Linked DNA regions of Homo sapiens: regions 2, 3 and 4 are each linked to region 1. The links are chromatin contacts, found by Hi-C or POLR2A ChIA-PET in ENCODE. All regions are on one chromosome and are shown on one strand. The core of a region is the stretch at or near the end of the contact, and the rest is flanking DNA. Distances in the headings are between cores, read along the strand shown. Region 1 overlaps CLEC16A (C-type lectin domain containing 16A). Region 2 overlaps LOC105371082 (a long non-coding RNA gene). Region 3 overlaps CLEC16A (C-type lectin domain containing 16A). Region 4 overlaps CLEC16A (C-type lectin domain containing 16A).

Region 1 (3,576 bases), core at 305-2,804:
CAGCAGCTTGGCCTAGTGCTGCTCCCCAACCCTGGCTGGGCCTCATAAAGACCTGAGTCCCTTTGTGTAAAGCTGTGGAAAGAGACTCACTTATTTCTTTATTCAATTTTAAGTGTGCAAATAACATACCTATTTTCCCTTTAGAAAATCAGAGCAGTGTGTAGAAACTAAAATCGGCCTGTAATTCCAGCACTTTGGGAGGCTGAGGTGGGAGGATCCCTTGAGCCAGCAGTTCGAGTCCAGCCTGGGCAACATGGCACAACCCCATCTCTACAAAAAATAAAGAATTAGCTGGGCATGGATGGTGCATGCCTTTAGTCCCAGTAACTTGGGAGCCTGAGGTGAGAGGATCACTCGAGCCTGTGAGGCCGAGGCTGCAGTAAGCCATGATCGCTCCCCTGTACTCCAGCCTGGGTGACAGAGTGAGACCCTGTCTCAAAGAAAAAAAACAGAAAGAAAAAGAAACTAAAATCACCTTGGAGCTTCTTTTTCTACTCATCGTATGTTCTTGAGACTTGGCTCTCTTGAACTCTCTGGAAGGCGAATTCATTCCATGTCATTGCTCCTTGGTGTTACACAGAAGGAATAAACACATTTTAGTTAGGCTTTCCCTTCTTGCTGGAAAATTGACTCTTCACAGTCTTTTAGCCCACGCGTGTGAGTGTTTTTCTTGGGAACATACCAATTGCTAGGTCATAGAATGTGAAACTTTCGGTTTTAATAAATAATGCTAATTTGTCCTTCAAAACGGCTATGCTAATTTATTCTCCCACTAGCAGCTTTTGAGAAATGCCAGTTTCTCTGCATCCTCATTATACCTGATGTTATCAGACATGTTTATTCTTGCCAATCCTATGGGCAGAAGATGGTATTTTGAGTTGTTTCCTGATTTCCCATGAGGATGGCCGTGTGTGTGTGTGTGTGTGTGTGTGTGTGTGTGTGTGTGTGTGTGTGTGTTTATTGGCAATCCCCATTCCTGGCTGCCCCCTTCCCCTCATCTGTGAATGGCCTATGCAAATCCTTCACGTTTACTACTGTATCTTTGGCCTCTTAAATCATAGGGATAATTGATCTGATCATTGTCTTCTGATAATTTTCTTAATAGAATCCTAAGCCCCACCCCTGTAGAATTGGAGATTCGATGGGCAGTGAGATCTGGGGATGGTGGATGGATGACCAGGCAGTCTCATGTCACCTGTCAGCTGCACTGGCCTCTCCTTGCCATGGCCACTCCTGAGTGTCAGGCAGGGAGGCTGCCACATACCACGACAGAGCCGTCTGCCACCAAGTCCTTCCCATGGTACCTTAGCACTCAGCATACTCCTGCTGGCTCCCAAATGCATGCATGAAGCCTGCAGGCAGAGGCTTTAGAGGGTGGGCCGAGTTGGATTCCATTCAGCATTTCTCTCCTGGATTTCTCCTCAACCCAAGACCCCATGGCAGTCCCAAGGTGACTAGCCTGTGTCCCCCAGGGCTCCACAGCCAGGGTGTGGAGCAGCCGAGGACTGGGGCAGGGTACAGGAGTTCCCTAAAATGATACTGGCGGGACCCACAAAGGAGTCACCCAAAACCCGCAATTCCTTGATCTCCCTTGCGGATAGCATTTGCTTGTAATCTGTAGAAGCCGCTTCATTTCTCCTTAACTGCCCCACAGCCTCTGAAAAGCGAGAGCTCCCTCCCTGGGATCCTTCCTGTCTCACTGGTGTGGCCGCATTTTAGTTTTCTTATGAAATCTCTCACTGTGTTCTCACAGGGCTTTGATGTCTCAATTACATTTCTGAAAGCTGTTCCGTTCTGGGGTTTTATCCTTCCTTTTTTGTTCTTTGTGGTGGAGGTGGCAGGTCTTTCTTCCGCTGAAGCCCCTCAGGCAGCCAGGCTCTATGAGGGAGTCGCACTGCCTGGGACAAACCCCATTGACACTGACGTGTATGACTGTGTCCGTTTTCCCAGATCAAACTCTCAGATGAACTTCTTTTGTGAATGTGAAAACAGAAGGTAGTCAAGTTGTCCTGTGTAGAGTGAGGAAAGGGAAAGGAGAGGAGGGGGAAGGAGGATAGAAAGAGAAAGAAAGGAAAGAACATGTTTATTGTTTTTGTTCTATTTTTAAAGAGTATTTTTTAAAAGATTCCCACTGAGAAAATGCTTTAAGTTTTGTTTGTTTGTTTTGAGACAGGGCTCATCACTCTGTCACCCAGACCGGAGTTCAGTGGTGTGATCACGGCTCTCTATAGCCTCAACCTCCCTGGGCTCAAGTGATCCTCCTGCCTCAGCCTCCTGAGTAGCTGGGACTACAGGCACATGCCACTACAGCCAGTTGATTTTTCTACTTTTAGTAGAGGTGAGGTTTTGCCATGTTGCACAGGCCGGTGTGGAACTCCTGGGCTCAAGCGATCCACCCATCTCAGTCTTCAAAAGTGTTGGGATTATAGGCATGAGCCACCACGCCCGGCCTGTTTTAAGTATTGAGTAAAGAAAACAAACCCTACCTACCACAAAGAAAATGTTTATAAGAATGAATATGATGACTTCCTTTTTTAATAATGTAGAAGACTAGTCATCTAGAGAATCATCCAGTATGGAACTAAAAATTCATCATAAGATAAACATACTATTGTACATTTTATGTTAATATAATATATTTCATAATATATTAAAACATATATATTATAAATTTTTTTAAAGACAAGGTCTCACTATGTTGCCCAGGATGAACTCTTGGGCTCAAGCAATCCTCCCACCTTGGCCTCCCATAGTGCTGAGATTACAGGCATGAGCCACCGTGCCCAGCCCTAAAATATGTTTTTTAAAAAATATTTTCAAATACCCGGCTGGACTGTTGGGAAAGGAAAGAAGGTTCTTGCTGTAGATAATAAGAAAGCACAACTGGGCCAGATGTGGTAGCTCATGCCTCTAATCCCAGCACTTTGGGAGGTCAAGGCAGGCGGATCACTTGAGGCCAGGAGTTTGAGACCAGCCTGGCCAACATGGTGAAACCCTGTCTCTACTAAAAATAAAAAAAAAAAAATAGCCAGGCGTGGTGGTGTTTGCCTATAATCCTAGCTATTAGGGAGGCTGAGGCAGGAGGATCACTTGAACCCAGGAGGCAGAGGTTGCAGTGAGCTGAGATTGTGCCACTGTACTCCAGCCTGTGCAACAGAGCAAGACTGTCTAAAAGAAAAAGAAAAGAAAAAAAAAGGTACAAATTCAGTAAAGCCTATCTGGAGCTGGGATTTGCTGTGGGGGTACCTGGCTGACTTCGGGGGTCATGTGCTGGAGAGAATAGAGGGAAACACGAGGCCTGTAAAGACCGAGAGGACCAACTGGGTGACATCCACATGAAACCAGAATCTCAGACAGGTTACACTGTCGGAGGATTGAACCGAGGCATATGTTGCTGGGGGTTACCCGAGAAAGGAAAGAGAAATTTACCTGTGCTTTTAGATCAGGATGAAAACTGAAAAAGGAGAGGGGGGAAATCCTTGGAGAATGCATGAGCCCAGTTTGTTATCGTGTGCTTTGGCCAAAATTGATACCACCCATGTTACCCTTCTCCTCCCCTAATAAAGTTGAGCCAAA
Region 2 (3,576 bases), core at 762-3,261, 210 kb after region 1:
GTGCACCACCACACCTGGCTAATTTTTTAATTTTTTCTAGAAACAGGGTTTCCCTGTGTTGCCCAGGCTGGTCTCGAATTCCTGAGCTCAAGTAATCCTCCCACCTCAGCCTCCCAAAGTGCTGGGATTACAGGCGTGGGCCCCCGTGCCCAGTCCCTCATGCCATTTCTGTGCCACTAGGAAGTAACACTGGCTAACCAGGTTGACATTTCTCTTGTTCCCAGAGTGAAACGAATGAGTGCTTCTTCTTTAATCCTGCAACTACCCCACATGGTCAGCACTTATATTTTCACTCTTACTTGGCAGATGAAGAAATTGAGTCCTGTTAAGGAACGTGCTTAGGATCACATGCTAGGAGGTGGTCGTGCTGGAATTCAAATCCAGGCAGGTGCTAGCTTGAGAGCCACTGCTCTATAAAGCCCTTCTCAGGCCTCCACTCAGGCCAAGGGAGGAGGAAGGGCCCTCAGGCAGGAGCAGCGTGAGCAAAGGTCTGGAGCTGGGACTGAGCATGGCATGTCAGGAGAGAGAGACAAGAGCTCTGTGGCCATGGGGAGCAGCGTGAGGTCAAAATGGAGAGGCAAGAGGAGGGAGGGGTGTGGAGGTCCCTGAATGCCAGCATGAACGCTCCGGGCCTTCTGTGGGGTGGGCGGCACGGGAGAAAGGGAGTCTAGCCAGCTCCGGCTGGGTGCCCTGGCTCAAACCATCCTTGCCTCAGGCAAGGACACCTGCATGGACCCAGTCGCTCAAGTCCCAAACCAAGTCCATCCTTGAGTTCTGTCTTTGTCTCCCCTCATCGGGCCGTGGGGAGTAGAGTGAAACCGCAGCTGCAGCCTCCTGGCTAGTCTCTCCACTCCTCTGCCCCCACAGCCCAGTCTCCACGCGGCGGCCAGGGGCGTCTACTGAAAACGAAAATCAGGTCATGTCTCTCTCTTTCTCTTTCTCTCTCTCTTTTTTTTTTTTTGAGATGGAATCTCCCTCTGTTGCGCAGGCTGGAGTGCAACCACCTCCCGGGCTCAAGTGATTCTCCTGCCCCAGCCTCTCAAGTAGATGGGTTTATAGGCCACCCACTACCACGCCCGGCTAATTTTTGTATTTTTGGTAGAGACGGGGTTTTGACATGTTGGCCAGGCTGGTTTCCTGACCTCAAGTGATCCTCCCACTTTGGCATCCTAAAGTGCTGAGATTACAGATGTGAGCCACTGTGCCCAGCCTCCTCTCTCTGTCTCTCCCCACCCCTCCCCTCAAAAATGCGCATTCCTGGTACATTTAAAGCAAAATCCAAATTCCTTTAAGTGGCCTGTGAGTCTCTACCTGATCTTGCCTCACCGACCTCTTGACTGCATCACTGACTGCTCCCCCATCACTGCGCACCCATACTGGCCTTTCTGTTCCTCATACACACAGGGTCGCTCCCGCTGCAGGGCCTTAGCATTCGCCATTCCCTCTGGTGGGAGTGGCCCTTCCCCAGCCCACCAGCCCCTTCTGTCATTCAGGTCTCAGCTGAGGGAGCCTGTGCAGATAAGCCCCTCTCCCCACCCCTCCTGGTTTATTTTCTTCATCTGCATGTGCTTAGCACCCGAAATTGTCTCTTGCTCTCTCCCCATCCTTCACCAGATTATAAACTCCATAAAAGCAGGGTCTTTTGTTGGTTTTGTTCACCGCTGCATCCCAGGCATTCAGTGAGCACTTGTTGAGTGAAGAAATCAGACTCAGTCTTCCCCTCTGTAAAATGGGACCACATCAAACCTCCTGGCAGGGTAGTGGTGTGGCTCAGAGGTAACGTTTGTACACAGTTGGACTTCTTCCCTACTGGCCCAAGGACTTACCTGGCCACCCCTCCTGGAACCCAGCCTCCTCCAGCTCCCCCAAGCCCTCTGCCTTGGGAGCGGACACCTTAGCAGAAGGGCCGTCCTCCAGACCCTTTGCAGCCAGGCCTCTCTGCTCACAGATCCCTGAGGACATCCGGAGGTTGGTGCCCAGAGCCTAGCCCCAGGCTCATGCAAATTCTGTCTTCCAGTTCAGCAGCTGTGGCCTCCTTCACTCGGCCTTTTAAAAGAAATTCTTGGGCTGACTCACACTTCCTTTGTCTCCAGCTGGGTTCACTCAAGTGTCGCTGTTTTGCAAGGCTGAGGTTTGAGTCCCTCAGAAGCAATCTCTGATGCAGGGGCGCTGTGTGCTTCATTGAACTTCGAATGAAGGTCAGGCCCCCCAGAAAACCTCATACCAGGACAGTTGGGAAACTACCCCTCACTGGTGGTCAGGGCATTCTGGGTTGGAGAAACTGCTTTGGGGCTTTGGCAGGTGTTCATTTTGTCCATCCCCCTGCCTCCCACCTAACCCCATCCCAAACTCACTCAAAAAAATGCCCCTACTGCCCTGGGGGGTGCATTTCAACGTCTCATGTACCCCGCTTTTCCTTCCTTCCCTGTGAAATCAGGCGTTTGGATTCAGCGCACTGCTCAGAAGGTTTGTTTCTTTCTGTGCAAACACGTGGAGTGATGCTCTGTCTCGATTTTCTAGAACACTTCCACTTTCACAGAATTGCGGTTATTTTGAGAAAAAGGGTCTGTTACAGGTACAACAATATACTGGTACTGGTCTGCATTTCTTGTTTCTGTCCCTGGAAGAGTTTTTATGTAAATAAAGTCACACTGCTCCAGGGGAAAGGAATTCCTGAGGAATTCCCTGGAGAGAAAGGGATGAGTGATATTTAACCCATTTTCTCCCGTCTCCAGTAGAAAGAACTGGAGCTTTGGAGGCAGGCTGATTTCAGGGTCAACCTCTTCCTGGCTGTGAGGCATTGAGTAAGTTACTTAACCTCTCAAAGGGCCTGAATTTCTTGGGGGTAGATTTAGGGCACAGTTATCCCTGGATACTATTTTTGAGGGGGGAGTCGAACCTTTTTTATTTACTTATTTTTTTTAGAGACAGGGTCTTGCTCTGTCATCCAAGCTGCAGTGCAGTGGCATGATCACAGCTCACTGCAGCCTCGACTTCCTAGGCTCAAGTGATCCTACCACCTCAGCCTCCCAAGTAGCTGGGACTACAGGCACACAACACCATGCCCAGCTAATTTTTTAATTTTTTGTAGAGACGGGGGTCTCCCTGTTACCCAGCCTGGTCTTGAACTCCTGGGCTCAAGCGATCCTCCCGCTTTGGCCTCCCAAAATGTTGGGATTATAGGCGTGAGCCTGGCCTGGAACCTATTTTTAATAAATGGAAGTGAAATTCACGTAACATAAAATTAACTAATTTGAAATGAACAATTCAGTGGTGCTTAGTACATTTACAGCGTTGTGCAACTACCACCTCTCTTTAGTTGGAAAACATTTTCATCATTCCCAAAGGAAACTCTGTATCCATTAAGCAGTCATTCTCTACTCCCTCTTCTCCTTGGTAGTTAACTTAGGTACTACTGGGCTTTCTTGACTGAAGTCCCTGAAGAAGAAACAAATATTTTCCAGCTGGGCCACCACCTGTGACAAGTTGTCATTTGCACGGGGCTGGGATTCTGTTCTGGGTATGTATGTGCCATTCTATATATATGTGTGTGTGTATATATATATATATATATAT
Region 3 (3,576 bases), core at 799-3,298, 150 kb before region 1:
TCTGTAGAGGTAGGGGTCTTGTTATTTTGCCCAGGCTGGGTCTTGAACTGGCCTCAAGCGATCATCCTGCCTCAGCCTCCCAAAGTACTGGGATTGCAGGCATGAGCCACTGTGCCCAGATCTAAAACTCATTTAATACTCATAATTATATCTTATTCCTTTGCTGGGAATTCCAGTTGTGGCGGGTGACAATGGGTGGCATGACCTGTGCAGATACCTTGGGGGAGAGGGGTGAATCTAATACTTGTGTTGTGAATGAAACCAGATAATAATTTCTGTTTCCACATGTGGAAGCAAGCCACTGATGCTTTTCCATTCTCTCCCCAGCTTCTTCCTGGAGAAGAATATGTTTGTTTTCTTCTTGAACATCTTGCGGCAAAAGTCGGGCCGTTACGTGTGCGTTCAGCTGCTGCAGACCTTGAACATCCTCTTTGAGAACATCAGTCACGAGACCTCACTTTGTAAGGACATTCCTTGGTATTTGCCTCTGTGCTGCTGTGCATGTAGCAGGGTGAAGTTGGGCGTGGTTTTCTGTGTCTGCGCTTACTATTCGTCGGCTCAGGCTATCCTAACAAAATACCATAGACTGAGTGGGTTAAACAATAGAGATTTGTTTTCTCACTGTTCTGGAGCATTGAAGTCCAAGATTGGCCAGGCATGGTATCTCATCCCTGTAACCCCAGCACTTAGGAGGCCAAGGTGGGCAGATCACTTGAGCTCAGGAGTTTGAGAACAGCCTGGACAACAAGGTGAAACCCCGTCTCTACAAAAAACCACAAAAATTAGCTGGGTGTGGTGGTGTGCACATGTAGTCCCAGCTACTCAGGAGGCTGAGGCAGGAAGATTGTTTGTCAAGGAAGTCGAGGTTGCAGTGAGCCGTGATTGTGCCACTGCACTCCAGCCTGGGTGACAGAGCAAGACCTTGTCTCCAACAACAACAAAAAAAAAAGTTCAAGATCAAGTTGCCAGCAGGGTTGGTTTCTAGTGAGGGCTCTCTTCCTGGCTTGCAGACGGCCACCCTCTTGCTGTGCATGGCCTTTCATCTGTGTGTGAGTGGAGAGAAATTGAGAGAGTGCTAGCTGGTGTCTCTTCCTCCTTCTATGGGGACGCCAGTCCTATTGGATGAGAACCCCCACCCTTATGACCTCATTAACCTTAATTACCTCGCCAAAGGCCCTGTCTTCAAATACAGCCACAATGGGGGTTAGAGCTTCAATGTAGGAACCTGAGGGAGACATAGTTCAGTCCCTAAGCCTGTGTTTGTTTCTGTGTGGTGGGTACTATCAGAGGGTTCCCCTCTGCTGATGATGCTGGGGGTGTTTGCAGTTCTTCTTTATGACTTGCTATTAAAGAGTTGGGGTCGCTGAATCATCAGCCAATGGAATAAGCACTGGAAGAAGTAAGACAAGGAAGATCTCTGCCAGAGGGCAGGCAAGGGTGTGTGCATTGGTACCAACCCTCCTGCTTCAGTCCCTCCACCCAGCTAGTGAGTGTGTGACTCCGAACTTCTTACCTGCCCTCACTAAGCCTCAGTTTCGTCATCCGTAATAACCACCCCTGAGAGGCAGGTGCCATCAGTGCTTTCATTTTAACACCCAGGCGCCAGCTCTAGCAAAGCCAGAATAGAGAAGGGGTTTCATCCCAGGCGATTAGCTCAGTGGTCTTCAGTGAGGGGACATTTGGCATCATCTAAAAACATTCTTGGGGGTGCTGCTGACATCTAGTGGGTAGAGGGTAGGGGTGCTGCTAAGGACAGGCCCCCCACAACAGGGAATTACCCAGCCCAAATTGTCCCCAGTGCCGAGGCTGAGAAACCCTGGTTTGGTTCCTAATCCTCCACGCTAGACTGCTAGCTTTGTTATTCCAAGGTGACTTCACCAAGCCCGGGCCCTGCCCGCCAGAAGTGGGGGACAAGTGGCCAAATGTCTATATCAGAGGCAGGCTCTAAGTCCCCAGGACAGGTCTGAAAAAAGTCTGCAGTGGGCAGAAAGAGGTAGAGATGGTGGCATTCCTCTGGCCAAGAGGGAGAGGTGAAAGGGCTGCTGAGTGATGGCTCTCGCAGCCGCCGCTAGGTGGTGCTGCTGCCTCAGAGACGCCTTATGCTTCCCGGTGACCGCAAGTTGACAAATGTGGGCCGACTCCTGTCTCCCTAAATGGTTTCCCTTGTTACCAGCGCCTGTTTCACTGGATGTGAAATGACTGCGGTTTCTAAAAGCTCTGAGGGGAAGATCCAGCTCAGTGGCACAGGCCCTTGACTCAGACTGAACCAGGTCCCAGGCCCAGTTCTGCCCCACACTGGCTCCCTGCACGTGCCTGGACAGTGAAGGCTCCGAGCTGCTGTTTGTGCATCTGTCAAGAGGAGAGCACAGTGGCTGCAGCATAGAGTGGCTGGGCGTGAGCGTGAGAGCAGGTGTTCAGAGCGAGGCACAGGGTCTGGCAGATAGGACATGGCCATGGTGTCGGTTTTATCCTTTAAGGCAACATCACCCTCAGTGTCCCTGCCCTGGGAAGCCTCTCAAAGTCCAGCTAGGCACGGGGTGACTGGATTGAGATGGGGGTGGGGCGATCAAAACTTACGGCTTTTAGAGTGTTTCTCTGAATTATGTGGCTTTTAAAAATTGTATATATTTAATGTGTACAACTTGATTTAATATATACATATACACAAAAAAATGTGTACATTGTGAAATAATCACGGCAATCAAGTGAATTAACATATCCATCACCTCACTTTTGTGCGTGTGTGTGGGTGGGGGTTGTGTGTGCACCTTGGGTGATGAAAATATGCAGTAGATCTGTTAGCAGATTTCAAGTCTGTAACACAGTAGGATGACCTGTAGTCACTGTGCTGTACATGAGAGCTCCGGAACTTACTCATCGTGCGTCGTACCCTTTGATCAGCGTCTCCCCATTTCCCTCCTCCCCAGTCCCTGGTAACCACCCTTTGACTCTCTGCTTCTATGAATTTGACTGTCTTAGATTCTCCCTGTAATTGAGATCATGCAGTATGCGTGGCTTTTCTTGTCCTGGCACCGAAAAGGGTGCCCTGCTGTGGGAAACCCAGGCAGATGCCCCTGGCTTTATAGCCCCTTCACCACAGTGCTTTTATAAGCCCTGCAAAAAGGGTAGAAATCATTGCACGTTTACAGAACTTGGATTTGTAAGGGGTGAGGAGGATAGAAGACCTTTGCTTTTATTTTTGTTTTCTAATCACAGAAGAAAAAATGTCCTCATTGTTAAATAACGAAAAGCCAAATGTTAGAAAAATGTAAAGTCAAGTTTCTGCAGAATTCAACCCTAACGATCCATTGTGCACCAGCCATTCTGCTGTTTGCTTTTCTTTTTCCCACCTTCCCAGTGTATCCTAGATCTCATTGTCCCGTTCTGTAACCCTGCCTGGTTTGGTTTAGGAGTGGCAGCTTGTTGTGCTATAATCTATTTAACCTGACCACGGGCATTTAGGTGGTTTCCAGCTTTTCACTATTACAAGCTACCATTTCACAAATGCACCTGTTGCCTGTTGGGGTTAGTGACCTAAGTGACAGAGTCCCGAGAGACTGAGATTACGTACAGGCT
Region 4 (3,576 bases), core at 760-3,259, 130 kb before region 1:
TCTCTGAGACTCCTCCCTCACCGGTTTGCTTTGTAAAGGACCAGTAGCCCATGCACCCAATTACTTGTTTCAGTATCTCACAGAAAACATAGCTTGTAATTCATTGTTCCTCAAACTTGAGTAATACATCCCTTTTAAAGATAAACAACCTGAAGCCCTGTTTCCCCCTGCATTTTCATTTAGCTTAATGAAAATGTGACCTAAATGTGTGAAAAACCTAAAATCAGGTATAAATCCTGTGTCCTGAAAGCCCCTACTTCAATATAAAATCATTGCATACTTGCAAATTATTTTACAAGCATAGCTAGAAAACCATGAAAATTTTTATGGATGACGTTAATTTGGTGTGACAGGTGATGCTGTCCTCCTAAAACCAAACTGCTAACAGAGTGTGGTGTAGGCAGCTGGGCCCAGCTTTTTGAGTCTGGCCTGCACGTGCTTCCACGTACCTTACAGTTACTCACCCTCCCTCTTTTTTGGGTTCAGAGCCAGGGAAATGAGCACTGTGTGTGTCCACAGGCAGGAATTGGTTGCTTTGTTCAGGGGGGCCTTTGTAGGTGCTCACTGAATGCTTGTGGACTGAAAAGAAGGAATAAATGATCAGTTAAGGCCGCATTCATTCAAGGTACGTAACGGATATTTGAGAATGAATGACCACAGTGATTGGTGTTTTGTGTTGTTGGTAGAGTGATGTGTGGCAGTAATTCGGCCATAAGGAAGGTGAGAAAAATCATCATTGCTAACATTTAAGGGCCTGCCAAGCCTTGGACGTGGGTTAACTCATTGAATCATACTATGTGGTCTCTGTGATAGAAAAGGTTCCCAGTATTTTTTTAAAAGATGCAATTTTTTATAGGGAGGTGCCACATGGCCATTCTGCCTGTACCTTTTATCTAATTTGAATTCTATGTATTTGTTAGAATAATATATTCCCCTTGTTCAAACAGTACAAAACATGGCATGTGAAAAGTCTCTCTCACTCTATACCCTGAGCACCCAACTGCACTCCCCAGAGGCAGCCTGTGTTGATTTTTGCCTTCACTTTTTAAAAAATAATTTTTTTTAAACAACGTTTTTTAAAGTTAAAAAGTTCAAACATGTAAAAACCGGGTTTCTGTTCTAGTTTTGTTCAGGCTCCTGACTTCTATCCCCAGAGACAATTAGGGTTACAGGGTTCTCGTATGTCCTAACAGAGACATCTGTCAGGGGTTCTTAACTAGGGGCAATTTTGCCCCTCAGGGGATACCTGGCAGTGTCTGGGGAGATGCATTCAGTTGTCATGACCGAGGCTGGGGTGCTACTGACATCTAGTGGGTGGAGGTCAGGGATGCTGCTCACCAGCCTGCAGTGTCTGGGACAGCCTCCCTCCATACTCAGTTATAGCCCAAATTGTCAGCAGTGCCAAGATTGAGAAACCCTGGCCTATGCATATGTAAATAAGCAAATACAAACATGCACACGCTTTTCTATGCAAATGGTAGATAAGCCACACCCTGTGCTACACCCTCTTGCCTTTACATTTTAAAACAAAATAGCAGGCATGTCTAGGCCAGCTTTGCAAGACAGTTTTGAATACCCTGATTCTTAAAGCTGGTCCTCTGAACATTGGGCAACAGGTGTGGGAGCAGGGCCAGCTTAGCCCAGAGGCAGCCCTCTGATTTTGCATCCTGGCCCACCTGGGTTTGCCTCTGTCTCGTGTGATTTTCAGCCCCGTAGTTCACATACCTCCTGACGATGCTGTGGAATCCCCGTGTGCTAAAACCCACCACAGGGTCAGAGCTCCCTCCCGTGATGGAATCTCTGTGTAGCCAACCCTCTGCCAAGTCCTTGATTGGAACAAAACTCTCCGGCCCCTTCTTCTTGTATCACTAAAGTATTGGGACAGTGCCTTCTAGTCTTCTCATAACCAAATTTGACACTAAAATGCCCATGGAAAGGAAGGAGTGTGCTGGTTTGGCTGTTCTTTCCCGCATTGCTCCACTTCAGCCGGATTTGGCTTCACCCAGCCATGAGGGACAGTCTCGCATTAATGCACTTCCTTCCGAGGAAGAGCAGCCAGCCAAATAGGCAACAGTCTGAAGGAGAGACTGACCTTACAAGAGTGGAACCGAGTCCTGCTTCCTGTGGCTCATTCTTTGAATTTTGCATCGTAGGAATTGCTGCTTAATACAGGACTTAGGTAGCCCAGCCTGGTCGCTTCTGATCCAGGAAGCAAGAGGTTGAAAATACCGCACACTTTCATGCAAATCCCGTTTCTTTTTTTTCCGCCAGGTCTTCTTAATTATACATCATGCACCGCTGGTGAACTCGTTAGCTGAAGTCATTCTGAATGGTGATCTGTCTGAGATGTACGCTAAGACTGAACAGGATATTCAGAGAAGTTCTGTAAGTCATTAGCTTCGGGACTGACCTTAACAGGAAACCATTGCTCATTTTGCTAATCTGTGTGTTTCTCTAAAATCAGAAACTAACATTCTGAATATATAGCAGTGATGATGCATAAGCTGGTCCGGGATTCAGTGAACCTAATCAGAGTCTTGATTGCATACCCAAGAGAAGCTGGGATCAGGGACCACCTGGATTTGATTGATTGTGTGTTCTTAAACATGGAATTGTACCACTCCGGGCCTTAGGTTGCATATCTGTGAGACACTGTTATCGGGACACAGTGAGAAAATGCCTTATCAGAGGAACTAATGTCTACAGAAGTTGGGCGATGAACATCCATGAATGACTCAGGCCCCAGGTGAGGGCAGTAGAGAGTGGCGAGGGGTGTGGCAAATTGGAGAGTGTATGCCACCTTGGCGAGCAGCTCCTGTTCTACCCCAGGCTGCTGCTGTTCTGCAGGAATATGGATGTAGGATTACTAGGTTTTTTCATGTTTCTAGAGAAGCGGGAAAAACGCATTGTTACGTGTAATCTCTAGTTTTAAATGATCATCAAGCTTTGGACTAAGTAGCATGTTTGTGGTCTGCAGGAAGGAGCTTTGGCGTTCCATTTGGTACACTGCTGAGGGAAAACACCTGATGGCCAGTGTTGTGACTTCTCTTGAAGCTTTTCCATCTTGTCCTCTGTATATCTCTGCTGTCATCTCTCAGATCCTGCTCACATGTCCTGAGCTCCAGCTGCCTTAATCCTGGTCTGACTTGCTTTTCCCCCAGCATGTCCAGCATTTGTGCCTTTGAACCTGCGCCTTTACCGTACCTACAGCCTGGTTCCTGATGCACCTGGTTCCCTCTTTTCAAAGGTCTTACCCACTCTAAGCTCCTTATGGCAGGGATCTCACCTGTCACTGAATCAGCTGCAGTCTGGGCTGCACAAATGCTCATCTCACTTATGCGGAGCCCAGGCTGCAGCTGATTCAGTGACAGGTGAGATCCCTGCCATAAGGAGCTTAGAGTGGGTAAGTGAGATGAGCATAGTGCGTTTTATACAAGGGCTGTTTCATAAAGGTTTCCTCTCTGCAGCCAGGTGCTCAGGCAGTGGCCAGGCTGGTAAAAGGGCCAGCTCGCCCTGGGGTAGTAGATTTGCTGCCCCACCTACATGAATGGGTGGAATGTGACCCTGTGGATGAAA

The links. Hi-C counts contacts between places; a loop is a spot of excess contacts on that map. ChIA-PET counts read pairs that join two places held with the same protein, here RNA polymerase II (POLR2A). Pooled maps may share reads with other maps.
Region 2: a loop to region 1 is called in a pooled map, with 2.6 times the contacts of the local background. The contact joins two enhancer-like sites. A Hi-C loop is called at or near these places in 2 of 37 single-sample maps with no recorded cell type and 6 of 50 pooled maps. POLR2A ChIA-PET finds 5 or more read pairs at or near these places in 2 of 52 experiments (Caco-2 and activated CD4-positive, alpha-beta T cell).
Region 3: a pooled map shows a loop between it and region 1 (4-fold over the local background). The contact joins two enhancer-like sites. A Hi-C loop is called at or near these places in 20 of 168 maps with a recorded cell type or tissue (GM12878, IMR-90, K562 and 12 more), 5 of 37 single-sample maps with no recorded cell type and 24 of 50 pooled maps. POLR2A ChIA-PET finds 5 or more read pairs at or near these places in 6 of 52 experiments (GM12878, activated B cell, activated CD4-positive, alpha-beta T cell and 3 more).
Region 4: a pooled map shows a loop between it and region 1 (4-fold over the local background). The contact joins two enhancer-like sites. A Hi-C loop is called at or near these places in 20 of 168 maps with a recorded cell type or tissue (B cell, IMR-90, K562 and 12 more), 7 of 37 single-sample maps with no recorded cell type and 25 of 50 pooled maps. POLR2A ChIA-PET finds 5 or more read pairs at or near these places in 9 of 52 experiments (AG04450, HEK293, activated CD4-positive, alpha-beta T cell and 3 more).

Annotation. Positions count from the first base shown.
Region 1 is chr16:11,113,222-11,116,797 of GRCh38, forward strand. The region is part of intron 19 of CLEC16A (C-type lectin domain containing 16A); the gene reads left to right. Among named protein-coding and RNA genes, the nearest start is that of SOCS1, 140 kb to the right of the region's middle. RefSeq lists a silencer at 1-105 and an enhancer at 1-105. Within about 2 kb of position 1,555, at least 4 of the 41 ENCODE cell types and tissues checked have a DNase peak (open chromatin) inside an H3K27ac peak, as active enhancers do; they include GM12878, where a contact is called at or near this core.
Region 2 is chr16:11,326,645-11,330,220 of GRCh38, forward strand. All of the region lies in intron 1 of LOC105371082 (a long non-coding RNA gene), which reads left to right. Among named protein-coding and RNA genes, the nearest start is that of RMI2, 17 kb to the right of the region's middle. RefSeq lists enhancers at 702-761, 852-921, 982-1,041, 1,932-1,981, 2,040-2,819. Within about 2 kb of position 2,012, at least 20 of the 41 ENCODE cell types and tissues checked have a DNase peak (open chromatin) inside an H3K27ac peak, as active enhancers do.
Region 3 is chr16:10,962,128-10,965,703 of GRCh38, forward strand. CLEC16A (C-type lectin domain containing 16A) reads left to right here. Exons shown (of 24, transcript NM_015226.3): 3 at 328-461. Among named protein-coding and RNA genes, the nearest start is that of CLEC16A, 19 kb to the left of the region's middle. RefSeq lists an enhancer at 3,390-3,469. Within about 2 kb of position 2,049, at least 8 of the 41 ENCODE cell types and tissues checked have a DNase peak (open chromatin) inside an H3K27ac peak, as active enhancers do; they include GM12878, where a contact is called at or near this core.
Region 4 is chr16:10,980,607-10,984,182 of GRCh38, forward strand. It overlaps CLEC16A (C-type lectin domain containing 16A), which reads left to right. Exons shown (of 24, transcript NM_015226.3): 10 at 2,272-2,385. Among named protein-coding and RNA genes, the nearest start is that of CLEC16A, 38 kb to the left of the region's middle. RefSeq lists an enhancer at 1-297 and a silencer at 1,364-1,433. Within about 2 kb of position 2,010, at least 7 of the 41 ENCODE cell types and tissues checked have a DNase peak (open chromatin) inside an H3K27ac peak, as active enhancers do.